Linked DNA regions of Mus musculus: all the other regions are linked to region 1. Evidence: chromatin loops called from intact Hi-C (ENCODE). Cell type or tissue: gastrocnemius. All regions are shown on one strand. Region 1 has its middle 23 kb from the start of Gm32280. Region 2 holds the start of Zbtb16 (zinc finger and BTB domain containing 16). Region 3 overlaps Zbtb16 (zinc finger and BTB domain containing 16). Region 4 has its middle 3.1 kb from the start of Cldn25-ps. Region 5 has its middle 2.2 kb from the start of Gm32335. Region 6 overlaps Zbtb16 (zinc finger and BTB domain containing 16). Region 7 overlaps Gm51673 (a long non-coding RNA gene).

Region 1 (4,000 bases):
GGACATTCCAAGTTCAAACTGCTTTCAAGCCTCAGGAGAGAGAGACACGAAGTCCTGTGGTAGGCAGAGGCTAAAACATCCAGCATAACTCACACATGGAATAACAAGAAACTCAGGCCAAACCCAGTATAGACCGTAGCCTACAGGAGTCCAGGGCAATGTGAGGAAACCCAGGATTAGTATATGAGTAGATATTGCCATCAATGAATGAATTCTCAGAATCTAACAACTTTCCAAGAAAACCCAGATGTTTGGGTTTTCTTAGCTGTAAGAGAACTAACAGGTCCTCCATCCTAAACTGCAGAAAGACTGGTTTCCATAATTCTGGGAATGGGCAGGTCATGGAGAAGTGAGGCCCCAGAGAGAAATGCATGAGCCAAGAGCTTAAGAAGACCGTGGGATGCGGAGCACAAGAGGAAGGGTTGACATTTGACAGGGCATAGATACCCTACGTCATACACCCGGGATCCCAGAAACCCACAGCACTCGGGGGCTTCCCTCTCAGAGTTCATCCATGTTGGGAATTAGTGGCAGTCCCCAGTCTCTGAAGGCAGACAGGGAGCCTGTGGGGAGAGAGAGGCGCCATGAGACCCTCTGGGGCTTCATGCCATGTTGTCCATGTGATTCTTGTTTTTTTTTTTTTTTTTTTTTTAATTTTCTTTGAGATCAGAGAAATCTAATTTAGACGGCCTAGCCTGATCTCAGCTGCTCTGTGGAGAATTAACGGGAAGATCAAGCTCTGGTGGGGCAGAGAGCGGAGGTTAGTCGTTAAGAGATTTCTGGGAGCTGGGTCGGTGTCTCTCAGGTCAGACACGGGAGGTCCCTGTGCCCTCCCTCTGTCACTGTGACTTCTCATCTGCCTGACACCACGTGTGCATTTCCTTCTTCTGTCCACCTGGGGTCACTAGAAGCTTACTTTATCCTGAAGACCTTCCACCTCCACCCCAATAGATATCAGTTAAAAAACCAAATGCTGCTTTAAAAGAAGTGGGTGGGAGGAGAACTAACAGGTGGTATGGAGCCAGGGATTTTCTCTGAGGCTATGTAGAGCTAACCAGAGTCATAGCTAGAAATATGGTGAGAGATATCTTCTAACCCATTCTAATGCAACTGTCCGAGGTGGCCAGAGGTACCAAGGGACAAGGGGAAAGACACTCAATGGCCCATGGGTGGGGACTCAGGTATCCGAGTGAGGAAGAGCCACAGTCTCGAGAACAGAGGCCAATCCAGCTAGAGATGGGCAAGGGGAGGAGGAGTGTACAGTGTTAGGCTTTTACATTGCCCTGGAGGGACAGTCCTGTGTCAGGGCAGCAGCCACAGCATTTCATTTCTAATTTTTCTGAAGCTTCTGGAACACAGGGACATAGGTTGCCCCACTGTCCCCATACACAGTCTCCTGTCATTTCTTAAAACCAGCCTGGAGGTGGTGTTCAGTTCCAATGGCCTGTTTGGGCCTTCCTTGGTAAAGAAGCTTTAAGGATTTGAAGTCCATCTGGGTCTGCTGATCCCTCCGGGTGAGGTGAGGGTTAAATATGAATTAGCGTTTGAGGGTTGGGAAGACTGGGATCTAAATCGCCAAGCGTGCAACGGGAGAAAAAGTAAAGAGTGAAGATGCAGTGGCTCAGGAGGACTCCCGGAAAGATCCTTTTGACCTCCCATAATCAGGTTGTGTTTCTCCCCTGGTATCATGTGAATCATAGTCTCTGCTTACCCATCCTCACTCAACCAAGACAGTTATACCCGTCACTTTCCAGATGCCTGAGCAGTATACGCACCTTCAAGCACTAGCCACTAGGTGGAGACAGAGTCCTACTTATGCTGTCAAGTAGGCATTCTGCTCATTTCAGGCCACGCAAAGGGGCTTCTGGACTAGGAAGAGACAGACACCTAGGCCTCTACCTCCCCTTCCAGGCCATCCTGTGCCTGCCACATCCCCTTATAGCTTACATTGTCATAGGTGTCTTTACAAAGTTGATTTCTAAGGGTCTTACCCAGCTGACATAAGTGCCTGAGGGTAGATGGGCTAAAAATTGCTGTTCCGTCTCACAGTTGAGAAGAGAAGACCTTGGAGAACCTTAATACAAAATCAAAGCCAAACAGAGTATGGCAGAGCTGGCCCAAAACACAGCGTCCTTTTGACTATGAATTGAGGTTCTTCTTGCTAAATTCCAACTGTCCCTTCTCTTCAGAGGTGTGGCAATGGGACAGCCACTGAGCTGAATCTGAATCAAAGTGGAGGCTGAATGCTTGACTCCAGAGGTCCTTTTGAGGCCCTTCCGGTCTTCAGAATGCTGCCGAATCTCATGGCTAGAACCCAGTGTAAACTCAAGGACTCGAGGGCACCAGAGAAACTGTCGGTGGCTGTGGCAGCCGTGAACCTCCTGGACCACAGAATGGGAAGGAGGCGAGGTACCTTGTCATAGGTAGCTGAGTGTCCTTGCAGGGCTTCCTCACCAGGGTAATGAGACCTGACCCAGGCCCACCCTGGAATGCACCCCTGGAATGTTCCCTGGTTTCCAGCAAATTCTGGCCAAGTACATGAGTAGGACAGACAACCCTGAGGAATTGTGGGATTTGACTCAGTACATGGAGGGATTCCTTCCTGGTGACAAGGGGCGGGTGCTGTGAGAACAGGCGACAGAACAAAACTGTCAACCCTGGATGACAGGATGGAGAGGAGGCTCTTCCCTTAACAGGACCGTGTGTGTGTGTGTGTGTGTGTGTGTGTGTGTGTGTGTGTGTGTGTGTGTGTGTGTCACAGCCTCTGTTTACTCCCCTGTAAAGAGGAGCCAATAGCCAGTACTTCTCCACAAGAGCTGTGGTGCTGAACGGAAGCAGATTCATTTCATGTCCTGTAGATGAAAGGCGTCCCACCTTCCCTCCACTCACCCCTCCAGCTGGTGAGCTCTGGCTGTTGTCTCTCCCACTGCCCAAGAGTCAGACAGAAGGAGCCCAGCGTGGCAGGACTACGGTGTGGACAAAACCGTGTTCTCTCGCTATTATCTTGTCCAGGGAATTCAGTTAGGGTGGTAAGTTCGGGGGGCTCTATGTCAGGCTGAGAGAAGCTGGGCAACAGAGAACAGCCAGAGGTGTGTAACAAGGAGCAGCTGAAAGCCACTGGGCTTTGCTATTAATGTAGTCAGTAAATAAATAAAGGAGGGCTTAAGCTGAGTGTACAGCAATCAGTTTGGAACTACAGGGTAATTAGCTCTGCAGGGGGCCGCAGGGCTGCAGAGTCAGGTTTAAATGAGAGAGTTCACTTTCACTGAGGCACCCCTGGGGTGCAAAGAAAGCAGCCTAGGGGAGTCAGTCCGCCAGCACTCCGGGTAAGGAGTGGCCAAAGAGCTGTAGCTCTGGGTCTGGGAGCACAGAGAGAGCTAGGGCCTCCCGGTGGGGCAAAGCCTTCCGGTCTGTGTGGAAACAGCTCACCCTAGACTGGACCAAGCCAGGTAGTCCCCAGCTATAAAATGCCACTGTCCTGAGCCTGTCACGCCTTCTTCCTTTAAGGTGACCTTAGGAACAAATACAGGCGCAAGAGCCCACACTGAGCTACTCTACCTGCAGCATGGATACCAGTTCTTGATGTCATGGGGAGATGCCTAGGTGGGCATGTGAGGGGCGTCTTCCTATTTAGCTCCATTTCCTCACCCTTGGCGACTGCATCCTCAGTTTCAGTGAGCGAATTGCCTCTCTTCTTCCCTCTATTTTCCTTCCATGTATTCAGCAAAGATTTATTGGGCACCTGCCAAGTGCAATGTTAGGCTCTAGGAACACCAAGATATAGAACACACGGTTCCTAACCTCAAGGAACTCGATGTCTGGTGAAGGGAACACCGGAGAGCTTAGATGACAGTAATGCACTGTGACAAATGGCGGGTTGCAGGGTCTGCATAGCAGGGCACCCGATACAGTCTCAGGCATCTAGGGAAGGTCTCCTGAGAAAGGTAGCATTTGAGATGAAGCAAGACCCCGGGGAAAGCTGAGAGGACCAGGAAGCTTG
Region 2 (4,000 bases), 190 kb after region 1:
CGGCTCCGCACCCGCGATCCGACCGTCCCTAGGTGCAGCGATCAGCCGATTCTGGGCAAAGCCAGCGCTAACCCGCCAGAGCTCCGAGGATCGATGGTGCAACACACCCCTTGTTCCCAGAGACCCCCGCCGAGACTTGCATAGGACTTTGGCAAACTTGGGAAAGCAACTTTTCCCCAGGAGTCAGGTGCCTGGAAGAAAGGGAACAGAACTAAGAAAGGGGGAAAGCGAAAGAGCCTGGGGAAAGGAGAAGGTCCGAGCGGGCTGGACGCCGCTGCTAGGCCGGCCCGGCAGCGCAACCCCCCCAGGGGAGAAAAGGATGCACAAAAGCCTGGAGGCGAGTGGTGGGAGGCCAAATGAGAAGAGATCTCTGGGTCCTCCACCTTCCACCCAAGATCACGATCCCCGGGAAGTCACCAGCAGGGTCCCCGGCCTCCCGCACCAGCTGCCGGCGTGCCCGAGTCAAACACGCTGGGAGCGTGGCGGGGAGGAGGCGAGCTGGTTGCAGCGGTGCGCTCCTGTGCATTCCGGTGGGGTCCGCAGGCTGGCAGGATCGTGCGCATTTCGAGCGCGTGCGGGAGCGTGCGAGGGGCTGGGCAAGCTTGCAGCGCGCCAGGGTGGGAAAGACATCCCGAATGCATCAGGTGCAGAGCCGGGAACCCACCGTGCGCGGCCGGGAGCGCACAGCGAGCTCCCGCTCCACCGGCCGTTCCCACCGAGAGCCGAGGAGGACTCGGAGCGCCAGAGTCTCTCCGAAGCGTCCCTCTCTCCTTAAAAGAGGGCATCAAGTCCAATCAAAAAAAGAAGAAAAAAATCCCACCACGTTTTCTCTAAAGAAAACAAAACCCGATCGGATACCAGTCCCCTCCCACCCGACCCCCAGGTTCACTCCTTGCTTCCTCCGGGTCTAGCTCCCCAGCTCGCCAGCGAATAAACACAAATAAATAAGACACAATCCTATCTCACGCCAAGCGCACCGGTCCGCATACATATGAGCACCCACAGGCTCTCTGCTCCTCCGCCAGCCCTTGCCTGTACAAAGACACCCAGTCCCCGACTACACGCGCCCGCAGCCCTGGCAGACCTCCCGGCCTGCCACCTCTCACCCGGACCGGACCGTGCCCGGAGAAGAAAGGTTGGTGAGGCAGCTGTGCCCAAGCTGACAGCCTCAGCGCCGCTTTCTAGCTGACCCCCAACGGGCACTGGCGATCGCTGCTGCAGCAGCAACCAGAGAACCCCGCACGAGCCCAGCGGCCGAGTGGCCAAAGCTAGCACCACCCGCCTAAACCTCTCCCGCCCCAGGGCGCCCTGGCGGGAGGCGGTCGCTGGGCGGTGCGAGTCCTTCCCGGGTTTCCTACACACATACACTTACCGCTTACGGAGCCTGGAGCTTGGGGTGGGTGTGCGTGCCTGGGGGGTTAGGGGTGTGCCTGGATCGGGGAAGGGGTGTTGCTGGGGAACTGTTGCTCCGGATCTCACGGCGGCAGCGGCGGCATCGCCCGGCAGTTCGCAGTACCCGCTCTCGTCACCCTTAACTCCTCTCTGCCGCTAGGTTAGCAAATCACCACCGGCTGCGGCGCCTCCGCCGCGTCCCACGTCAACGCCGAGCCCCCTCCCCTGCGAGGCCCCGGCGCCTCTCCATCTTTAGTGCTGGCGGCCGAGCCCGGCTCCCTGCCCACAGCTGCCCCCTCCCCTCCCCCTGGCCGGTCCTGGCCCGCCCACCCCGCCCCACCCCCGCCCTGGCAGAGCCCGTGCGCTCTCCCAGCCCTGCCCTCCCTTCCCGGGCGCTCCCCTCCCTTCCCAGCGCTCGGCGCTCCGGGCTTCTCCTGACATCTAGCTGCTGCCCCGGCGGCAGCGGCTGCTGCTCGTTGGCTAGGTGGAGAGGGCAAAAGGTTGCAAAGGAAGAGGAGCCGCAGAGGACCTGGCAGTCCCCAAGGGGTCAGAAGGATGAGTGGGAGAAGCGGTTCCCACTTTAGCCCCAGGTTTTTTCATTTCCACTGGGCATGCGGTGTATCCCGCGCCCCTAACTCCCCCAACTCCAGTACTCAAGAGCGCAGTTTTGTCCCGTTTTTTATTATTTGCACCAGTTCAGTGTGTGGCTTCTAGCTTTTCACTTTTTCTCAGGATTCGGATCGCATCCTCCCTTACCCTAGCTTTAAATGGGTCGTTTCCCAAGTCCCAAACCAGGCCTCTGATGCCTGACCACAGGAGTTCGCCGGATTTGGCCAGATAAATCTAAAGGGGCCAGTAGAAATCTGGTAGGAGGCAGCACCTCGATTTTGCTATCTAGATTGTTGCACACTGAGATGCGAAGGCCTGAGTAGTAATACTTTCTCACTCCTAATCTCGGGCATCCTCCCCGCCCGCACGCCCCCCCCCATCTTCCCCGGCCCCAGGAACCTGGATGGAAAGTTCTGAAGATTCTGCGCCTAACTCAGCTCTGCCTTCAGGAGCTACTGGAAGCTTGGAAGAGCGCTGGGCCGCTCCAGAGTACTTTCTTCCCTCAGCGGCTGGACCATTTTAAAGGGCGTACTTGAGATGACAAACCGTAGGGTAGAAAGACCAAAGGAAAAAAAATATTCCTTCTACCCGCGGAAAGCACCGTCTCCTCCTTTGCACACGAAGCTAGGCAGGGAATTGAGGTTGGAGGGTTCTTTTCTGAGCACTGGCCTCCGGCCAAAGCCCCAGCGCAGTGTTATTGGGGGTGTGGTGGAGAGCGCCACCCAGGGGTCTCAGAAAAGTCACCCACACAGCCCCACCCTCCAGTCCTAAGGTATTAGTTCCAGGCTTCAGTTTAGGGGTGCTGTGTTCTTGGCTTACCGCGGATCTCCCACAGGACCCACAGAATCGTATCTTGATTCCCCAGGAGCTAAAGGAGAAGGAAAGTGGGCGGTGAATGGAGACAAAAAAACCCACGAAGACCAGGTGGCAGAGCTTACACAAGATCTGCACGGGGGTCTGCTAACGTGGTGGTCATTTATAATAACAAGGCATCCTAACAATTGACACTCCCAGGTCTCAGATTAGCAGTGGGAGAGAGAAGTCCGCAGAACCGAGCACTGGGAAGCAAAGGAAGAAAACTACAATTGAGTTACCCTCTCATAGGCAGTGTCATGTGGGTGAGACAAGGCGAAACCCCCCTACCCCAGTCAGTTGGTATACAACAAAAAACACCTTGTGTAAAGGCTACCTGATTCTTTCAAGTTAAGGCGAACCCTCTGTAAGAAGTAGGGGATTTGAGGACGTTAAGAAGGAACTGCCATCTATAAAGAAAGCAAGAGTGGATGAGCAGAAGGGAACAGGAAAAACACACACCCCCCTGCCGTGAATGCCTGGCCATGGGAATGGAGCATTGAGCTTGTTGAGTTCCTGTCTAAAGAAGGCTTGCTATCTAGGGTCCACATCCACCTACCACCCTCTCTCCAGCAGTCACCGGAGAGGCACACGATTAACCTCTGATCCTATTCTACCATTAATCCTCAAATCAGAGAAAGAGAATCCGTAGACACAATGGAAACGAAAGAACAATTCCTTGCCTGGCCCTGGCCTCCCCCCCAACCCCAGCCATACTCACTCTATGTGAAAATCTCCCTTGCTTCATAAACTCTGCCCATTAAAGAGCCCAGCCCTTGTTAGGAAGTGTTAAAGAGAGAGTAATGCCTAGATTTAAGAGGTGGGGAAGGTAACAGAAAGGGAGAAGGCAGGCGAGGCTGTGGGCTGGGTGCCAGCATTGGGCTCCAGAGCATTTCCACTTAGCGATGAAGGCTGGCCGAACAGCAGTTTGATAAGGTTTATTGGGCCCAGATAAAGCAGCAGCAGCCCCCACTCCCAAACCAGCACCATTTATAGCCAGAGCTGTGTCCTTGGATCCTGGGAAGCAATGAGAGTCCCCAGTTGAGAGATTTCATATGGTAAGGCCTAAATCCAAGCAGAGTTGAAAAATCAAAAGACAATCTCCCTGCCCCCTCCCCCACCTTTGGGTTTTTTGGACTGTTTTGTT
Region 3 (4,000 bases), 76 kb after region 1:
GGAGGAAACAAAGGGCGAACATACACTATCACCCGGGGTTCAGATGAAGATAAAAAACAGACAAGCACACCGCAGCATCTACGAAATGACTACTTCCTCGGTCCCAGCCTGACCATATCCAGTGGCCTTCAATGTCCCCCTCACTCCGCACTCACCAAAGTCACGATATTAAGCTCTTCCCAAGGGACTCCAAGTCAGCCTTCAAGTTCCACTTGGGACCACAGACGATGGCTCCCACTGCTGGCTCCCCTCCTGGAGACACTTGCACCCCAGGCTCTCCAGGGTGAGGATCTGAGACCAGGGCAGAACGCATCAGATGAATTCCCCTCTCCCAAGTAGGCTGTACATTAAATTGTCTCTCTAATGGCTGGCTCAGAGGCAGAAATATTTGGCAGCCCTGAAATTAAAAGTGATAAATTTCCTCGCCAAGCCTAGATCGATAATAGAGGCCTCATCTGTTAATCAATAAGACAGTCTCTGCCTGTTTACTGTGCATATGTTGTTCACTGCTGCCTTCGGTATGATGTCAGGTTTGCATTTAAAGCAACTCAAATGTGGATAAACCACAAGGCCATTCCTGAAATGCACTACAGTGGCATCATCCAGCTCTGATACATTTAGAAAGCATCAATGGGAAGCTGGAGGATGGGGTGTCAAAACTGGCCATGCCAGCCAAACCAGGGTGAGTGCATATGGGTCTAGCAGCAACATCTACCCATATAAAATGCCCTGGGGCTCAGCCCAGAGCCAAAAGAACTCCAGGGTCACAGCTCCAAAATGGTCATGGCTGTCACATCCTTCCCACATGAGGCTGTTTCATGGGTACCCATCCATAAAGCCAGGAGGTGGGTGACAATGTCCTCCCAGAGCTTGTGACCAAGATGCAAACGCAGTTTAAAAGAAAGAAAAGAATACAAGCCAGGTAGTAGTGTGTGATACAGAGCCAAGCTGGGTGGGGAGGGACAAAGGGTAGAGCTCATGTTTTAGGGAGGCTGTAGCAGCAGCCTCAGAGGAGTTGGCATCTTTGTGAGGTAAGTAGAAGAGAGGAAGCAGGAAGAAACAAGGCCATTTGTCTGTTGGCAGGGAAAGAACCAGGAGATCAGGCCGGATAGAGGTGGGGGTCTGTGAGAGGAATGTCAGGCAGAGGTGAGAAAGAGATGCTTGAAGAGGGGCAGCAACAGGAAGGACGAGGAGCTGGACCCATCCAATTCTTTCTGTCAAACACAGTGAAGCAAGGAGAGCCAGGGCCCAGGCCTGAATCAGACACCTGATGCTCTGGATGTCACCCGGAGACTCAAGTCTTCCCGCCTTACTGAGCCTATGGCTCCCTGGCTATGAAATGGGTTTGACCCTATCTACCTAATTCTCTTTACTTTTCTCAAATTACATTTTAACTTATTAGTGTGGGGTAATGCATGCTATGGAAGGAATGTGGAGGCCAGGTCTCTCCTTTCACTGTGTGGGTCCCAGGGATTGGACTGAGGTCCTCAGGTTTGGTGACAAGTTCCTTTAGGCAGCGCCCCATCTCGCTGACCCGTTGTTTCTTTGAGGCAGATGCCAAATATTAACAAAAACAAGACTCCTTGTTGCTTAGAGACCACAGGTGTTATTAATGCTGCCCATGGTGGCTGTGTTATGGTAAAGGGATTCGAAGCTGGGTCTGACAGAGTATTTCAAATTTGGCAGAGGAATTCAGCAGCTATGACACAGGGGAGCTAACCGTGAGCATGCCATGCCATCTGTAAAATGGGATCGGAAGAGCAGGTCCCTCAGCAAGCTCACAAGTGAGTCGAGTGGATTGTAGAGACAGAGGACCCATACACAATCACCACCCAGCATCCCTTTCAAGCACTGCCTTTGTTGCAATTAAACTATGATTGATTTTACTGAGATTCAATGCAATGGTATTTGAGGGCCATTTATTTTGTATAAGGTGAGTCTCACGTTTGTAAAGGCGTATATCAAAGTTCTCTCACACACACACACACTGATTTAAAAGGGAGTGATTGTTTTGAGAGGAACAGAAAAATCTGTCATAGGACCAATACTTCAGCATCAACAACAAATCAGTTATTCAACTCTGAAATCTTCCAGGGATGAGTCCATATAGCCGCCTGCAATGGGTCTGCTTCTGGTTTCTCTCCTGCCCTCCCCAGCACACTGGAAGCTCTACTGGGGTAGACTGGGGTATACAACTGGCCTGGGAAGGAGACTGTGGGCATTGAGACCACTGCCAGGCTGTTACCTGGAGGGTGGCAAAGTCCTGACTCTACCTTCTGGATTCTCTACAGACTCTTTGTAGAAACTCTAGGACATGTCTGTTTCTGGCAGGGACTCAAGAAGCTCAGAGGAAAAGAAGAAAAGGTTAGACAAGCGGGGCTCCCATTTCCTCTTGGCCTACTGTATACCTCACAACAGCAAGCCCCTTCCCTTCAGTATATTCCCATCCCCAGGCAGACTTCCCTCAGCAAACCAGGATGGACACTCACTGGCTGGCAGTGATCTGCTTTGGGGGACGCCCTCACCTCTAAGTTTACCTGGGGGTTAGTAAGCCTGATAGTTAGAGACAGACAAACAGACATCTTTGCTCCTGCAAGATTCCCACCCCCCACCCCAAATACCCAAAGCTCTCAGTATCACACTGAAGTAGAGTTGCCTCAATAGCCAGGGTTTTCCATAGTCGCTTTTCTCTTCTGTGCCCTGACATCCTGGTACCACCCAGGTTAGACAGAAGCCACAGGTGGACGTAAAATCAGGTAAAGGTTTGGTGAGAAGAAAAGATGTAGACACAACAGCCTGAGTGAGGCTGGAGCTACTCTAAGGTTTCTGCAAAGGGAAAGGGGGACAATTCCAACCTGAACCACCCCCCTCCCCCACATTTCAGGATCACAGGAAATCAAATCAAGGCCAGTCAGAGGCATTAGCAAAAACATAAAGCTTTATCTAAATGTCAGTACTCCAAGGGCAGCAGAGGTGAGGGAGGCCCAGTGAAAGCCACGACACTCCCCATAGCGGCCTCCTCCTCTGGCCTAATCTTTTTGGCAAAGTATAGAATCTTCTCCCTCATCTTCCTAACCAGAAATGGGTCTGGGAGTAGGGGTTAGAATCCTGGGTATCTAGAAATCAGTAAAAGATACTGCACGCATTCAGATGCAGCGGGATGTCTCTCTAGGGAAGCAAGGCTGAAGCCAAAAAAAAAAAAAAAAAGAAACAAATTCAAAAACCCCTCCCTCTTCAAAGCCTCCCCAACCCCCAAGCTAATAATAATCTTTGAAAAAGGAACCACTGAGAGGATGGGGGTGGGGACACCTAGCGCCTTGCCAGCATCTGATGTTGAGTAGTGTGTCCTTTTTTTTTTTTTTTAATTCCTCTCAATTTTAAAATAAACATCTTGAATGTTCTGATGAGATATGCATGCCTGCTTACATAAGGAAGTACAGAGTGTACCAAAACAGCAGACCCAAAAAAAGCCTAAGCCGCCAGAACAATGCGTACAGACTCGGGCATTTTACAACAGGCCACGGTGTACAGTTTTATTTACAGTACCTCTTATCAGACAGAGAACAGCACACTGGCTGCCAGTTCCAAAGGCCAGCACTGCGTGTTCCTTCCCTCAAGGAGCTGTGTACTCCCAGAGAGAGCTGCCTGCAGCCTCACACCCGCTTTGGCTCTCCCTAGCTCTCGCTTTCTCCTTTATCAACAAAGTAAAAAACTGGGAAGGATCAGTTTTTGTAAGGGACACGGGATAGAAAGGGGGAAACAGGTGGGCAGATGGCACTGAGTGGAAGCCCACGGGGCTCAGGGTGGTCCAGGATGTGGCTCTATAGTGCTACAGTTGGCACTGCAGTGGGGACACTGGCTATACTCACTGTAGAACAGGAGTTAGAGAGGCCAGGGATGCAAGGTCTCAAATCTAAGGGAGGGTGCAGAAAGCCAAATGTTTGTTAGGGTATGGTGGGTGTTCTGTGGGTTAAGGGTGGCCATGTGTAGATCCAGCTGT
Region 4 (4,000 bases), 400 kb after region 1:
TGCCTAATGCATGTATACACCCAAGTAGGCAGTAGGTCATTGAGTCCCCTGGAACTTAATTTATGGGTGGTTGGAGTTGCCATGTGGGTGCTGTAAATCAAACCTGGGTCCTGTGCAGGAACAAGTGTTCCTCGATGCTGAGCCAGCTCTTTAGCCTGCAGAAGATATTTTCATAAAGTGGGGGTGGGGTGGGTGGTGGTGGTGGGGAAGGAGCTGCTCTGTCACATAGCAGACAGGAAGCAGAGTGGAACCTGAAGTCCTTCACTGAGAAAGCAGGAGATCACGTGATGCAGAGCATTGCGAATGCCGTTTCATTCTCTTTGAAAGCTCTCTCTTAGGGCTGGAGGGATGGCTCAGAGGTTAGGTGACCGACTGGCTGCTCTTTTGGAGAACCAGGATTTGAGTCTCACCGACATGGCAGTTCACAACTGTTTATAACTCCAGTTCCAGGGGATCGGACACCTTCTTTTGGTCTCCTTGAGCACCAGGCATGCAAGTGGTATACAGGCATATACTCAAGGAAAGTACCCGGGCTGTTGGCTTCAGGGTGGAGGCCAAGAAAACTCACTTCAGATATGAAAGCTTAAAAGATGAGAGCCTCACGTGCTGAGACAAGACACGTGGTGAGGCAAGACCCGAGAAAGACTTGTGATGTTTGTCGGGAGTATAAATAGGATTCAATGGACAGCAACGGAGGCTTGAGGCTTGCTTATAGAGCTAGCTTTGTAAACCTTCTTAGTTTTGCATCTTAGCTGATCTTTGCTTCATTGAGAGAGGCACAGCAGAGAACTTTTCCTGGTGTTCCTGTTGGCCCTGGTCTCTTCCCATGATTTGTGCTGATTCAACTCAACTGAGGCCTGGCTAGTTCCTGCTAGGTCGTGCCACTGCTGCTGCTGTCCAGACACTACTGAGCTGCACTGCTGGTATATCCTTCAACTGGTATATCCTTCAACTGGTATATCCTTCAACTGGTAAATCCTTCAACTGGTATATCCTTCAACTGGTATATCCTTCAACTGGTATATCCTTCAACTGGTATATCCTTCAACTGGTATATCCTTCAACTGGTATATCCTTCAACTGGTATATCCTTCAACTGGTATATCCTTCAACTGGTATATCCTTCAACTGGTATATCCTTCAAGTGTTTGCGAGTGGACTGAGCTGCCACTGCTTACCCGTGAACTGAACTGCTGATTTCCTGACAATGCAGGTGGGATTTGCACCAAAGAACCTTTCTCAACAGGTCTACTTCCCCCATATCCTTTCTTTTCTACTACCTCTGGTGGGTGGTGGGCTAGAAGGGAGGTTAAGTGTTTTAAGAACCATCATTAGAAGTAGGCTTTGAAAAAAATTAAAGTTACAATACCTTGGCTTCAAGGTCCCTAATTCATTCTCCTAGACATTAGGTTCAGAACTGAGAGTGATATGGGGACAAAGGAGTGGATCAGCTGCATGGAGTTATTAGGGCATAGCAGGGAATTGGTTATATATTTACAACTTATGCACCTTGGTTTAGATGACAGCAGTTTCTATGTTCTTTACCAATTAACAGACAATTTAGAAAATGTTTGGAGACGTGGGATAGGAGTTTGTTCCTAGATTAGGAACAGGAACTTGTGTGACCCTGCCAGCAAGATGTCCTTGAGAGGGCGGGACTCCGACAACTGTCTCCTTACAAGCTGTCCCTGAGATGTCTGAACCCAGGGGATTGTTTACCACAGAAGCTGTTCAGCTATAGGGAAGTCCCCAGCCTCCCCAAGGCCTGGGATCTTGAATTTATTTTCTGAAAACAAAATGGTAGTACTTAGATTAAGTTTCTTTTGCTCGTTCCCAACAACACATTGTAAAATAATTTTTAACCCCTTCCATGTCCGAGTTTTGTTTTAAACAAAATGTTAATTTGTTGTTATCTTAATGTTAGGTTTGTGTTGGTGTTTTAATTTTCTTACTCATTTCTTTACACATTAGATAAGTTTGTCGTTTGATATTTTGTGATCAGAAAGCCCATTCATTTGAAGACTACTATTCCTCAGTCCAAGCGAATTTTCCTACCGCCTGGTAGACTCAGAACATCGCTGGAGAGAAGTGCTCCCTCTGCTGGTCCTCTGCTGATCCAAAGTCAGCTGCAAGTAGCTGTCAATCATACCAGCTTCCATTCTGTCTGTTGCTGCTTCTAAGCCACAGGATCTGATGGGAGAGGAAGTGATTTGCACTTTCTGATCATGGCTAAATGCCAGGCTTTGAGTTCGGTGCTTGGCACTGAATTTTTATTCTGACACTGTGTGAAACACTTTAGGGAAATTAGCAAGGTGTCCTGGCTGGTAGGGGACAGAAGTAACCTCAAGTTAAGTGACTTGGACTTGACCACTTCAGGTTCTTGTCCCCAGCCACAGCATTGACCCAGCATGTTGGCTAAGAGCTTGTCTCTATGGCAGAACACAAGAAACCTGGGATTTATTGCACCAAAGTCATAAAGGTCTGGCCAGTGTGTTCTCTTTTCATGCTTTTGGGTATGTGTGCGTAGCATGTGCATACATGTGCATGCGTATGTGTGTAGAGGCCAGAAGTCGATGTCCCGTGTTGTCTTATATTATTCATCATCTTACTTATTTAATTAATTTACTTATTTATAAAGGACACCATTATATCAGGTACATCTGATAGAGGGTTAGGTGTATAAAATATATAAAGAACCAGAAAAACTTGGCATCAAGAAAGCAAAGTTAGGGCTGGAGAGATGGCTCAGCAGTTAAGAGCTCTTCTGAAGGTCCTGAGTTCAAATCCCAGCAACCACATGGTGGCTTACAACCATCTGTAATGAGACCTGACGCCCTCTTCTGGTGTGTCTGGAGATAGTGACAGTGTACTTACATATAATAATAAATAAATCTTTTTAAAAAAAAAAAGAAAGTAAAGTTAAAAATGGGAATCAGAACTAAGCAGAGAGTTCTCAAAAGGTGAAACAGAAATGGCCGAGAAACACTTACAGAAATGTTTATCTTGGTGGTGGCGCACACCTTTAATCCCAGTAGTCGGGAGGCAGAGCCAGGTGGATTTCTCTGAGTTCATGGCTATCCTAGTCTACAGAGTGAGTTCCAAAACAGCCAGACTTACAAAGAGGAACTGTCTTGAAAAACAAAACAAACAAATAAAAAGATAAAAATAAAAATTTAATGTTCTTAGTTATCAGGGAAATGCAAATCAAAACTATTCTTTTTTTTTTTTTTTTTGGCTGGAGGTTAGCATAATCTCATTATATAGTCCTTGGCTGGCTTGGAACTCTTCATATAATCCAGGCTGGCCACAAACCATAGAGATCAGGCCTCTGCCTGCCACCAAGCCTGCCTATTTATTTATGTGTATGAGTAGAGTGTCCACAGAACAAGAAGGGAATATCCGATCCCCTGGGGCTGGAGTTGCACACAGTTGTAAGCTGCAATGTGAGTGCTGGGAATTGAATGTAGGTTCTCTGGAAGAGCAGTCAGTGCCTTAACTGCGGAGTCATCTCTCCCGCCCAGGATTTCCCGGGTCTTTGCATTTTCCTAAGAAATAATTAAGCATTGGGGCTTGTTATTTGTATGAGCTCCCTCCAAAAGCAAAATCACAAAATTATTTGTAATTTTGTAATTTCCCCTAATGAATCTTCCCCACTCTGTCTTTTCCCTCCCTTGCTTATTTTGAAAATAGCTACTGTGTTGTTTTTTGTGATCATTAAGTCACGTGACCGGGGCTCCAGACCTAGTACAGAACTCGCCACATAGTATTCCTCAGTGAAGGCACAGTGCAGGTTTTCAGAAATGTCATCTGTGGATTATTATTTTTTTTTTGTCATTGGGCATTTATTGTTTGCAACATTTCAAGTATTTAAAGTAAGGCTGAGAGGACTCCACGCAAAACTGCTTTCCAAGGACAGCCTGGCCACCTTAGAGCACAAGCTTTCTCAACCCAAGATTCTTTCTCTTCCCCCATGGAACAGGAACTACCTGTCCTATGCTCT
Region 5 (4,000 bases), 250 kb after region 1:
GAGTGGGGGGAGGGGGGGACAATCCTTGGGCCCTGCTGGCCAGTAGCCTAGCCAAATCAGTGAGATCCAAGTGCAAGGAGAGCCTAAGGAAGATACCCATTGTTGATCCTTGGCCTCTGCATACACACACGTGTGTGGCACACACACACACACACACACACACAGACACACACACACACACACACAGACACACACACACACACACAGACACACACACACACAGACACACATACACACACACACACACACACACAGACACACACAGACACACACACAGACACACACACACACACACACACACACAAAGGGAAAACCTAGACAGTGTGTTGGGGCTAGAAAGGGGGCTCAATAGTTAAAGCACTTTCATCTATACCCGACTGTAGGATGGTAAAAGGCAGCCTGGTTCCTGGTTGAGCTAAGGCTAGAAACCCCAGTGACCCTAAAGAGATGGTAGACATTTCTCCTGATTCCCGCCACCAGGCTGCTGTCACTGGCCACAGTCCTTCATAGATCTGTGGCTTTCAGTCACCTAAAAGCAATGCTCCAAGCCCCTCCACAGGTAGAGGACATGACCTGTGGTCGCATAGCCCCAAGACAGATCTCTATTTTAATGAGACCCAGAGGCTTAGCCAAGAAGCTTTCCTTCCCAGACACTCCTCCCTGCAAACGGTATTTAACCTCAGCCCCAATCTGAGAAGTGGGGTATGGTTTTACTCATCCACTTTCCAACATGACAATAAATATCTTAAAACCATGGACTGCCTCTTTTCATCAGGATCTGTTGTGGGGAGCCATGGAGAAGGCCTTTGCCTATAGAGCTGCTGTCTAATCTCCTGTAGAAGGCATCTCTGTGCCCCCAAGCCACGGCCACCAAGCTCAAGTCCACCACCACCAAGCCAAGGACTTTCTCCCTGTAGGACCAGCTGGAGCCCCCCTCTTTTCCTCCTCAGCCCCTGGCTAGATCCAAGCCATGGGCCCCCACTCCATTCTCAGCTCTTCTACAGGTCCCAACGACACCTGGGTGTCCAAGAGCCTGAGAACCAGCCAGCCATCTCTGGCTGTCCCCAGGACCTCAGACTGGGCTCCACTCCCAGAAAAGTGTCTCCGACTTCCCTACAGCCCAACACCCACTCTGCGACTTTGTGGAGTAAACCCTGTCAACTTCCTGAGCCTCCTTAAGTGGCTGTACCCTGTGGTAGAGCAGAAGTAGAACCCATTAACCCTACACGGGAGGACCTGAATTGAGGGACCTTAAGGGCATTTTTCAGTCCCAACCCTCACTCAGGGTATGTTAGGTTAAAGTTCTCCTCCAGACATTTTAACTGATAATCAAAAGGATGTCAGGCTAGATACAGACATGGGTGATCAATGGCTATTAATGGGCACTAAAGATAGTCATGGTAATTTTAGCTCCGGATCTGCAACATGCCAAATCTCCACACTCATGGATGTTCTAATCAGTCAATTAATATTCAAAACCATCACCACAGATGTGGCTTCTGGGGGGTGGGGGGAGAGAACTGCAGTTCACAAGGACTGACCACAAGGCAAGTGCATTAGGCCAAGGTGGAGTGGGAACGGGGTGGGGGCAGGATTAGTGAGCATGGGGAGAGGGGGGCAGCATTGTAGCCATGGTGTGGACATTGTATATGTTGTCCTGATACCTAAAGGAGTAGATCCCTGAAAGTCCTGCTCAGACAGCCATGTGTTCCTGTCCTTCCTGAGCCAAGCCTGGGGTAAATCAGTGTCCCCCAGGCACTTACCCTGCCTGTCCACCTGTCTGATCTGTTCCTAGTACTTGTGTCCAGTAGTCCTCTTTGGCCCTTCTTTCCCCAGGATGGTGAAGAGTGGTTCCAAGTTTACATAGCATGGGTTGAGGTTGGGCAGAAGAGAGAAACAAAGTCCTCTGAGGACTTGTGTTGAGAGAGCTTTGGGCGAGAGTGTTCCACACCACATCTTCATCACACGTGCAGAAAGGGGGAGAGCTAGAGGAGTCAACTTTGTGCAGGAGAGGGTGAGCATGTGATCCCGCCAGAGCACAGGCACAGCCTCAGAGCCTAGGGCTCAGTGTGGGCACAGCTGTGTGGTGGAGCTGCATTTGCCTCCATACCTGGAGCTCAGGAGGGCTGTCCTTATTGCTGGCCCAAACGACAGGGCTGTCCTTGAAGGAAAGGGGCTGCAGACACCACTGATGAGGCATAGGAAGGCTTATTTGGAAGGCACAGCAGGAAAGGGGCAATAAGAGGCTTTGTGCCTGACTTGCCATAAAACTTCTGGGCTTTGCTGCCACCTGGTGGACAGAATCTAGAAGTCAGGTTGTAAATGTCTTGGCCACACATTGGCGTCTTGTTTTATGTTTCTTTAGTGGGGGGAGTTTTTCTAGCTGGGAGAAGTGAGTTCCAGAGTTCCTGTAGTCCCAAGTGTCATGCTCACAAAGCTCTTTCTTCTGTGGATCTGGTGCTCCTACAGAGGGACACAGGGGGTTAGGGCTGCGTGGGAGACCTGGCCAGGCTCAGACTGTGATCCTAGAATGCCCACAGCTCTCACACTGGCAGAGCAGAAAACCGGAGGCTCAAGTTTTATAGAAGAATTCTGTTAAGAAGCTGGGGGAGGCAGAGGCAGGCGGATTTCTGAGTTCGAGACCAGCCTGGTCTACAAAGTGAGTTCCAGGACAGCCAGGGCTACACAGAGAAACCCTGTCTCGAAAAAACCAAAACCAAAAAGAAGAAGGAGGAGGAGGAGGAGGAGGAGGAAAGGGAGGAGGAGGAGGAGGAGGAGAAGGAGAAGAAGAAGGAGGAGGAGGAGGAGGAGAAGGAGGAGAAGAAGAAGAAGCAGCAGCAGCTGGGGTGGAGGGGATGGGGTGAGTGTGAGAGATAAGGGTGGGGCAGAAAGGACACCGGTGTCTGGATACAGCATGGCACAGGCAGGCTCTTTAGCTCGTGGCTTTAAGATCAGTGCCTAGCTCTTTGATTCAGCCTGCCCTTAACAGGGGTAAGCAAAACAAAGGTCCCCAGCCACCACTTACTAGGATCAATCCTGAATGGTTCCCTGAGCTGACCAAGAAGGGCCAGCACGGCGCTAGATGTCTCTACGAGAGCCTTGTAGATTCTCTGAACATTTCTTCACTGGGATATCGGGACCCCTAATACCTAAGATGTAGGAACTATGTGGGCCCCACTTTACAGATGAGTAGGTGGATACACAAGGAGACCCAGGGTAGGAACAGATTTTATACTTGGAGTCTGACACTCCACAACAGTAAACATGTTTCAGAAAGCAGTAGGATGCCCATGTATAGCTCTGGACTCCCTCCTCCTCAAAGCTCCAATAGTGAACTGAAGCAGATCAGTCCTCCCTAGCAGCCCCCTTCCAAGCTACAGAGCTGGAGGTCTCCTTTTGAAAGTCTTCTAGGACATACAAGGTTGTTTCTTCTTTCCAGACTCCTGATTTAGTAATCATTGTTAGCATTGGCCTTGCCAGGAAGTTCTTTCTCCAGTCTAACTTCCAGAGAGAAGGGGGGGGGGAAGGGGGGCAGAGACAGAGAAAGAGTCAGAGAGAGGAGATTGAAGAGCCAGGCTTCTATTTTAAGATGGGGTATTCTTATTCTCTAACCATGACACTCAGGGCTAGCCATCACAAGCTTCGGTGGAATAGTTTAAATTATAGAGGACAATGTTAGAAAAATGAAAAGACGAAAAAGAAAAAAAAAAAACCAATCTAACTCCCAGCTGATACCTAGTTGGTAGTTGTGTGCATGCCTTGGTGGGGTATCCTCAACCCCTCAAAGGGCACCCCATGTGGCTAGAGAAAACCAAGGAGTTGGTGTTAGGCCAAGACAGTTGTGTGGGGTGGGTTGGACCAGTCTGACTTTATCCTCCCTGCCTCCAGTGCAGTCAGAAGAGCTGCCCCTTCTTGCCCAGCATCCCCCCTCCCCCAAACATGCAGAGGGAGGCTGAGGGAGTGATTAGCATGGGGCATTGTCCCCAGATAATGGGCCCCA
Region 6 (4,000 bases), 90 kb after region 1:
GAATCTAAGGAGTGTGTGTGTGTGTGTGTGTGTGTGTGTGTGTGTGTTGCCACCAACATCCAAAGATTAACAACCAACAATGAAGCCGAAATTCAAAGGTAAAGCGGGCTTTGCAATCAGGCATGGATGTCCGTGGCAGTCAGTAGATATCATGAGCTCATTTTGGTTTTAAATCTTCAAGGTAATGGCCTGTGTGGACCCATTACAGCAAAGAAACAATTTTCAGTATTTCATGTAAATGCTTCGTCTCCATCTCTTTTTTTCCCCTCATACTTGTGTGCACACAGACACATGCTGGGGCTCGGTGTCTGGTGAAGATTCTACCCCTCATTTTTGGCTGTTTCTCCAGACTTTCCAACAAGGAGCTACCTTCTTAACTAAACACCTGTCCAAGGTTACCCCCAACCTAGCCTGGGCCCAATGAATCTGTTGAGTTCCACAGAGCAAACCTTAAGAGCTCTACAGGCATCTCTATCACCTCCAGGTCCCCTCTCTCAGGCACAGAGACAGTCAACACATTTTCTGCAAAAGGTCCAGTCTCTCCACCTTCACACGGGTTCCAGGGATTGGGCTCAGGCCACCAGGCTGGTAGCAGGCACCTTTACCCACTGAGACACCTTACTTTTAGTTATATGATAGTCACTGATTCAAAAATCCCAACCCAAGCCTTCTGTGTGCCAAGCCCTTTCCCAGATCACAAGTACAGGAGAATTAGCAAGGGTCGGCTAGAGGCTTCCATGCGCTGGTAGGTGACAGCGCACACCTGTGTCGACACGGGCTCTGGCGATGGGATCCTGAGAAACAGTGTCCAACAAGGACCTCGCAGACCTAAGCCCATTTTTCTGTCTACCAACTCCACTTAAAAAATAGTGTGTAAGGACCGAAGTCATGGCTGAGCAGACCCACTCTTGTCGTTTCAATGTGAAGGGTCATGCACACGTGCCTCAGGCTCTCTCCAGTCACGTGTCCTTACCAGGCCCCTGGGCCAGAATGACCTAAGTTTCCCTACTCTGACTGATGTCTAACTTCTAAGCTCAGGAACACTGAGAGTAGTAAGAAAGGAGACAGACAGACCAACAGACAGATGAGAGAAGGCAGGCTAAGGCAGTCAGTGACAGAGACAGATGAAGACACAGGAAAGAAGACAGAAAACACGCAGCAGTGTCAAACAGCGGCTGTGGCTGACATAGACACAGGACGGTGCCAAAGAGATGAAGTGAGATGGAAGGAGATTGGGGGAGAAGCAGGAGCAGAGAGAGACAAAATAAACACCTGCAGAGGGAGGGAGGCAGAGACCCGACCCCTGCGTGGAGCACGGGGAGGAACAGCAGCGGCCCAGTGGCAGGGCAGGCACAGACCTGGACTCCAACAACCCTGGCCCTGCCTGGCTCAAGGACTAGGGAGCAGAAGCTAGAGGAAAAGATGGCTACGGGAGTCCACCCAGAAACACATTTCTGTTAGGGGTGGGTGGCAGCAGCGTATGCAGAAAACCCAACCAAGATATGAGGACTCTGAGAATATGTAAACCTCATTGCTTTCAGGTCCATCCCACTAAAACAGCCCTGTCCTGCAGCTCCCCATGAGATGCTACTCATCCTTAGACAAAAATCAAAGGCTAGTAAAGGCACCCGGGACCTAAGCAGGATGGAAAGAAGCAAAGAAAGATTCCAAATGAACAGCAGTCGGACAGATGTCCCACCCTCTCCTCTAGGGCACTGTTCATTCCTAATAGAAACGTCACCACCTAGCTGTGCAAAATCATGCTGCAATGGGGAAGGGGTGTGCCACCTTCTTTGGGGACAGAGAGATGAGAGAGAGACAGAGAGAGAGAGAGAGAGAGAGAGAGACAGAGAGAGAGAGACACAGAGAGAGAGAGAGACAGAGAGAGAGACAGAGAGAGAGAGGGGGAGGGAGGGAGAGGGGGGAGAGAGAGAGAGAGAATGAATGGGAGACAGAAAGAAGATATTACATAATTCCCACTTTCTTTCTTCCACCCTTGAAGTCATGTTCTATCTGACAGGCTCCTCTCTGAGGGTGTTGGGGGGGGGGATGACAAATCCAATCCAAAATTCAACAGCCTGTGTTCTGTTCGGAGAGCACACAGTGTACTGTACAGCCCATAAAACTCCAAACAGCCTCCAGACACTGCTGCAATCGTCCTCCATCAAAACACTTTGTCTTGCATACAAAAATAAGATACAGCGCTGAACAGAATACAAAATCAGCCCATTACAGTACAGAGAGACTGCTACTTAGCAACGAGGGGGCTCTAAAGCCTCAATGCTCTACAGGAAGCAAAATCTGTCGAGCCTGTTGGGCAAATGATAAACATTAGCAGTATTAAAAAACACAAAAGCCATGTAAGTGGATAGACATAATGTAGAAACGAATTTATAGAATAAATTGGGATGGGAGGGGGCTTGTAGGGTGTGGGATGAAGCTGGGTGGGGTCCAGAAGAGTCAAAGGAATGAGTTCTCCGGTCCTGCTACACTGATGTAAGTAGAGATGTGTGTACTGGGGGCTATGTAACCCCTTCTTCACATGGGTTAGAGGTGAAAGGCTGGAAGAGAACTGGTGGAAAAATACTGTTTAATACAATGACCTGTGAAGAATGTCCCCAACTTTCTCAGTTCAGTTAGCCTGAGGTGAAGCCTTGAAGGCTTTGGGACCTCTGAGTGACTCTAAGGTGGGAAGATGTGGGGAGGGGGCACTTATCCTCCAGGGACGAGTAAGCCTGACACCCTGCGCCATTGCATATGACACATGCTGTAAACAAAACCCGAGGCCAAAAGAAAAAAAAAAACTACCCACCCAAACAACAAAACCCAAAACAACCCATGTGGGCTGGAAAAATTAGTGAATTTCATCAGGTAAAGGGGAAAAAATACTCAGGCTAGGAATCAGAGGCAGGGTTTCGGATCCCAGCCAAAACAGGAGCTAAAAAGCAAAACCATATTCGCCTGCGCTCAGCTGAGGCTCTGGAGGCAAAAATGGAGAAGGGGCGGGGTTGGGGGGATGAGGAGGGGGCCACAGGGAAGGGGCCAGCGTGGAAGGGGGCAGGAAAGAAATGTATTTTTCATCAGCCAGTGTATAATTTATAAACAGCATTAAACAGTTTTTGTTTTCTTTCTCCTCTCTCCCGTGTAGGGGCTTGGACCGCAGTCAAGCCTGCATTAATTTCTGCTTTGGGTACAGTGTGTTCTTGGAGACGCATCTGCAAGCGATCATAAACTCTCTGGAATGCTGGCAGAACATCCAGACCTGCCGGCAGGCCAGTGACGACACCACTCTGGGAAAAAGTTCAGGAAGCTGGCCAAATCCAGAGGAGGGAGAGGAAGAGCGAAGAGTGTGTTCAAGAGGGAGGAGGAGGGGGAGCACTTTCCCTGCTTGTTCCTCTCTGCCACCCCAGTGTGTGGACCTCCGAGACACCCCACTGTCAAAAGGAATGTTCAGAGGGTGGGGACCTCTCAAGACCCAGGAGAGAGTTAAAGAGCCCCAGAGAGGATATATCCAAGGGTCTCCCGTTTTTTTTTTTTTTTTTTTTTTTTTTTATTTTACCCTGACAGCAAAAAGGAAAGTTAGTATCCTCCAGAGAGGAGGCAGGGTGAATGGAGTGCCTATAGACTAGGACTCTCCTGTGCCTGGCCAATTCCGAGCTGCAGGTCCTGAGAAGCCATCTTTGAACTCTTAAGGCAGCCTTTCTGATGATCACTGTGGGGACCCCTCATTTAGCAGTCACAGGGACTTGCCAGCTGCCCTCCTTTCCTTCCTCCTCTGTCTGTAAGAACCCTGAAGCCAAAAGCTAAGTGATGGATGGGGAGGGAGGGAGGGAGGGAGGGAGGGAGGGAGGGAGGGAGGGAGGGAGGGAGGGAGGGAGAGGGAGGGAGGGGCAGGTCAACTCACTCATCATTGCCAACTTGTATCCCCCACTCCACCCCATCACAACAGCCTAAGAAAACCAATCTTGCTTCTGGTCCCAACTTTTCTAGCACTTTCCCC
Region 7 (4,000 bases), 330 kb after region 1:
TCTCTTCAAACTCATGGCAAGCCTCCTGCATGAGCTGCACAGACAGGTGTGAGGGTCACAGGACCAAGCCTTGACACCGATTTTTTTTTCTGCAAATGACTCTCTTATTTTTTTATTTTTTTAATTAGGTATTTTCTTCATTTACATTTCAAATGCTATCTCAAAAGTCCCCCATACATCCCCCCACTCTCCTACCCACCCGCTCCCACTTCTTGGCCCTGGCGTTCCCCTGTACTGAGGCATATAAAGTTTGCAAGACCAAGGGGCCTCTCTTCCCAATGATGGCCGCTAGGCCATCTTCTGCTACATATGCAGCTAGAGACACAAGCTCTGGGGGTACTGGTTAGTTCATATTGTTGTTCCACCTATAGGGTTGCAGACCTCTTTAGCTCCTTGGGTACTTTCTCTAGCTCCTCCATTGGGGGCCCTGTGATCCATCCAATAGCTGACTGTGAGCATCCACTTCTGTGTTTGCTAGGCTCTGGCATAGTCTCACAAGAGACAGCTATATCTGGGTCCTTTCAGCAAAATCTTGCTGGCATATGCAATGGTGTCTGCATTTGGAGGTTGATTATGGGATGGATCCCTGGATATGGCAGTCTCTAGATGGTCCATCCTTTCGTCTCAGCTCCAAACTTTGTCTCTGTAACTCCTTCCGACACTGAATTTAGAGGCTGTTCTATTTACTTATCGATTCCTCCTCTCACTGCGTGAGGAACTGTGCAGGTGCAGAACATCAGAGGAGGAACAATAAGAAAGCACCAGGGACCTGAGTGGAGGTTGAAGGTGAGAAACTTTCAGAACGCATGAGGTAAATAAAAAAAGCCTGAAAGATGGATGGGCTCCATGAGAAGCTGGAAGAAGATAGGAGGAAACCAGACAAGGCAGAGTAAAGTGGCCTCTGTAGCCAAACAGGGTGGCACACACCTGTAATCTTAGCCTTTGGGAGACAAATGCAGATGGATCATTGAAAGTCTGAGGCCAGCTCTATAAAGCAAGTTCAAAACCAGCCTGGGCCACACAAAGAATATAAGGCAAGACCCTATCTTGGGTAGAACGGTGGGCAGGAGGCTCAGATATAGCTCAGTTGGTAGAGTTCATATAAGCCAAAGGTCCGAAGGGCAGTGGTGGCACAGGCCTTTAATCCCAGCACTTGGGAGGCAGAGGAAGAAGGGTTGAGAACCGAAAGCCATGTACAGCTACATAGAGAGCTGGGGGCCAGTGCCGTCTATCTGAGACCTTGGGGGTTTGGTATTTATTTATTTACTTTGTTTATTTGCTTTTTGTTTGTTTGTTTTTGCTGTTCTGTTTTGAGACAGTTCCCTTTGTTCTGAGTCCAGGTAGGACTCACAGCAGGGCTGTAAGATGAGAGCATGGTGCCTTCCAAGGGGTCACAAGCACATCGTAAAAAATGTGGGCTGGTAATTACAGACTCACATGAATAGATTTACAAGTTCATGACACAGAGTGCTAACAGGACTTAAAATAGGAAACCGAAATATTGTATAAGTCTGTATAAGCGCTGTGATTATAATGCTGTCTCCGAATGGCCTGGAGCAATTATTCCAAAAGGCACAACAGCTGTATTTGCCCCCACATTGCCATTGCTGAAATTGACACTGTCATTGCTTCAGGAGGAAGGCTTGGCACTAATGATAGGGGGCTGACTATGGCTGGAGTGTGACAGACCTCTAGTTAGGGCCCTTAAAGACTGAGGAAAGGAGTCAAAAAAAAAGCTTTCAGGAAGCCAGTCTGAGGCAATGGATGTAGTCAGAGTGACACCTAGTGGTGGCCCTTCAGCTCGCGTTTGCAAATTCTGTGCAGTGACAAAACTACACTCAACCTATTCTGAATTCTTGGTTTATTATCTATCTATCTATCTATCTATCTATCTATCTATCTATCTATCTATCTATCTATCTATCTATCTGCTTATCTTGTTTTTTGAGGAAAAGTCTCACTGTGCATCCCTGTGTGACCTTGTACTTGGGGTGACTCTCCTGCCTCTGGCTCCCAAGTGTAAGAACACACTCCTCTTTAGATTATGCTTGTTTTGGTTTTTGTTGTCCAAGCTGGTCTTAATAATGGAGGATGACTCTGAGCTCCACATCCTCCTCCGCACACCTTCTCAGACAGGGATTATGGGGAATCCATACCTAGCATTAAACAAATTGCTGAGTTTATTACATTTACATATTTATTTGTTGTGTATGTGTACATGTGTTTGAGCACGTGTCATAATGTTCATGTGATGGTCAGGACAAGCTGCTGGGACTGGCTCTGTTCCTTCACCATGTAGATTCAAGGGATCAGACCCAGGTTGCCGGGCTCCTTGGTAAGTGCCTATAGCTGATGAGACATCTCACCAACCCTAGACTTCATTATATGCTCTGTTTTCAGACTATTTGAGCGTCATGTATTCTTCAGTTTGTGTCACTCTTACTTTGCTCTTAATTTGCTTCCAGGAGGGACTGGAGAGATGGCTCAGAGGTTAAGAGCACCTACTGTTCTTCCAGAGGTCCTGAGTTCAATTCCCAGCAACCACATGGTGGCTCACACCATCTGTAATGGGATCTGATGCCCTCTTCTGGTGTGTCTGAAGAGAGCAACAGTATACTCACTTAAAATAAATAAATCTTAAAAAAAAAAAAAAAGCCCGGCTGTGGTGGTGCATGCCTTTAATCCAGGCACTTGGGAGGCAGAGGCAGGCAGATTTCTGAGTTCCAGGCCAGCCTGGTCTACAAAGTGAGTTCCAGGACAGCCAGGGCTATACAGAGAAACCCTGTCTCGAAAAAAACAACCAACCAACCAAACAAACAAACAAATATACTAGCCCAAGTTAGGTTTTTGGGCTTGAGAAATGGCTCAGTGGTTAAGAGCACCAACTGTTCTTCCAGAGGTCCTGAGTTCAAATCCCAGCAACCACATGGTGGCTCACAACCATTTGTAATGGGATCTGATGCCCTCTTCTGGTGTGTCTGAAGAGTGACAGTGTGCTTACATTCATTAAATAAATAAATAAATAAATAAATAAATAAATAAATTTTTTCTTAAAAAAAAGTAGAATTCCCAATAGTAGAAATAAATAAGATCTCACCCCTGAAAAGTTTTTAAACAGAACTGAGCATATAAGTCTGTAATCCCATCATCCTGGATTCTGGGACAGAAGGATTGCCAAGAGTTTGAGGCCAGTATAGGCTACACAGCAATACTGTCTCAAAACAAACAAAAAACAATATGATTTAAAACCATATTGAATTCTGGCATATGTTATGAGAAGTCAAATTCTATAAGGTCTTAGAAACTTCCTGCCACCAGGCCTGGCTACAAATAATTTATTTCATTCACATAATTTTAGGCTTAGATTTATTCCAAACCTACTTTAATAAAGGTTCTCAAATGCTTCAACACCCTGCTCCCCTTCTAGCCCACCATCCAAAGGTAGGGGAGAAAAGATGGTAGATAGGACAAGGGGATGTGGACCTATTTAGAAGTAGTTCTTTGGGGTGTGTCTTAGTTAGGGTTTTACTGCTATGAACAGACACCATGACCAAGGCAAGTCTTATAAAAAACAACATTTAATTGGGGCTGGCTTACAGATTCAGAGGTTCAGTCCATTACCATCAAGGTGGGAGCATGGCAGCATCCAGGCAGGCATGGCACAGACAGAGTTGAGAGTTCTATATCTTCATCCAAAAGCTGCTAGTGGAAGACTGACTTCCAGGCAAGTGGGGTGAGAGTCTTAAGCCCACACCCACAGTAACACACCTATTCCAACCAGGTCAAACCTATTCCATCAAGGACACACCTCCAGATAGTGCCACTCCCTGGTCCAAGAATATACAAACCATCACAGGGTGATTCCAATCTCCGTTTGTCAGGATACCAGCAGTCCAGTTCAGTAGTATCAGGTTGCTGCAGTCCAGTTCAAAAGTACCACCAAACACAAATCAGCAAGGATGGCAAGATGCAGCAGAAACCACTAGGCCTCTGTCAAATC

What was found. Peaks named below come from ENCODE experiments on the same cell type or tissue, not always from the same donor. Only the 100,000 strongest peaks of a DNase experiment are listed, where the experiment ranks them.
Region 2: it touches region 1 in a loop (8-fold over the local background); 13 of 42 quality-filtered maps call a loop at or near these places.
Region 3: a loop joins it to region 1, with 2.8 times the contacts of the local background. A loop is called at or near these places in 11 of 42 quality-filtered maps.
Region 4: a loop joins it to region 1, with 8 times the contacts of the local background. A loop is called at or near these places in 17 of 42 quality-filtered maps.
Region 5: a loop joins it to region 1, with 5 times the contacts of the local background. A loop is called at or near these places in 34 of 42 quality-filtered maps.
Region 6: a loop joins it to region 1, with 4 times the contacts of the local background. A loop is called at or near these places in 11 of 42 quality-filtered maps.
Region 7: it touches region 1 in a loop (10-fold over the local background); 32 of 42 quality-filtered maps call a loop at or near these places.

The regions. Positions count from the first base shown.
Region 1 is chr9:48,644,598-48,648,597 of GRCm38, forward strand. No RefSeq gene overlaps it. Among named protein-coding and RNA genes, the nearest start is that of Gm32280, 23 kb to the right of the region's middle. In gastrocnemius, CTCF peaks have their summits at 892 (motif pointing right) and 1,794 (motif pointing right); DNase peaks (open chromatin) are centred at 594, 873, 1,802 and 3,283; H3K4me3 peaks cover 1,961 bases; H3K27ac peaks cover 2,843 bases.
Region 2 is chr9:48,834,682-48,838,681 of GRCm38, forward strand. It overlaps Zbtb16 (zinc finger and BTB domain containing 16), which reads right to left and starts at 1,544. Exons shown (of 7, transcript NM_001364543.1): 1 at 1,373-1,544. In gastrocnemius, CTCF peaks have their summits at 1,336, 1,841 and 2,719; DNase peaks (open chromatin) are centred at 143, 509, 1,187, 1,665 and 2 more places; H3K4me3 peaks cover 2,980 bases; H3K27ac peaks cover 3,530 bases.
Region 3 is chr9:48,720,270-48,724,269 of GRCm38, forward strand. All of the region lies in intron 3 of Zbtb16 (zinc finger and BTB domain containing 16), which reads right to left. Among named protein-coding and RNA genes, the nearest start is that of Gm32280, 52 kb to the left of the region's middle. In gastrocnemius, no CTCF peak of the experiment used is centred here; no DNase peak of the experiment used is centred here; H3K4me3 peaks cover 777 bases; H3K27ac peaks cover 4,000 bases.
Region 4 is chr9:49,049,416-49,053,415 of GRCm38, forward strand. No RefSeq gene overlaps it. Among named protein-coding and RNA genes, the nearest start is that of Cldn25-ps, 3.1 kb to the left of the region's middle. In gastrocnemius, a CTCF peak has its summit at 2,108 (motif pointing left); a DNase peak (open chromatin) is centred at 2,103.
Region 5 is chr9:48,892,013-48,896,012 of GRCm38, forward strand. No RefSeq gene overlaps it. Among named protein-coding and RNA genes, the nearest start is that of Gm32335, 2.2 kb to the right of the region's middle. In gastrocnemius, a CTCF peak has its summit at 2,288 (motif pointing left); a DNase peak (open chromatin) is centred at 2,281.
Region 6 is chr9:48,734,412-48,738,411 of GRCm38, forward strand. All of the region lies in intron 3 of Zbtb16 (zinc finger and BTB domain containing 16), which reads right to left. Among named protein-coding and RNA genes, the nearest start is that of Gm32280, 66 kb to the left of the region's middle. In gastrocnemius, a CTCF peak has its summit at 1,754; DNase peaks (open chromatin) are centred at 1,309 and 3,271; H3K4me3 peaks cover 2,961 bases; H3K27ac peaks cover 4,000 bases.
Region 7 is chr9:48,970,953-48,974,952 of GRCm38, forward strand. It overlaps Gm51673 (a long non-coding RNA gene), which reads right to left. Exons shown (of 3, transcript XR_003948157.1): 3 at 3,566-4,000. Among named protein-coding and RNA genes, the nearest start is that of Htr3b, 8.0 kb to the left of the region's middle. In gastrocnemius, a CTCF peak has its summit at 1,784 (motif pointing left); a DNase peak (open chromatin) is centred at 1,778.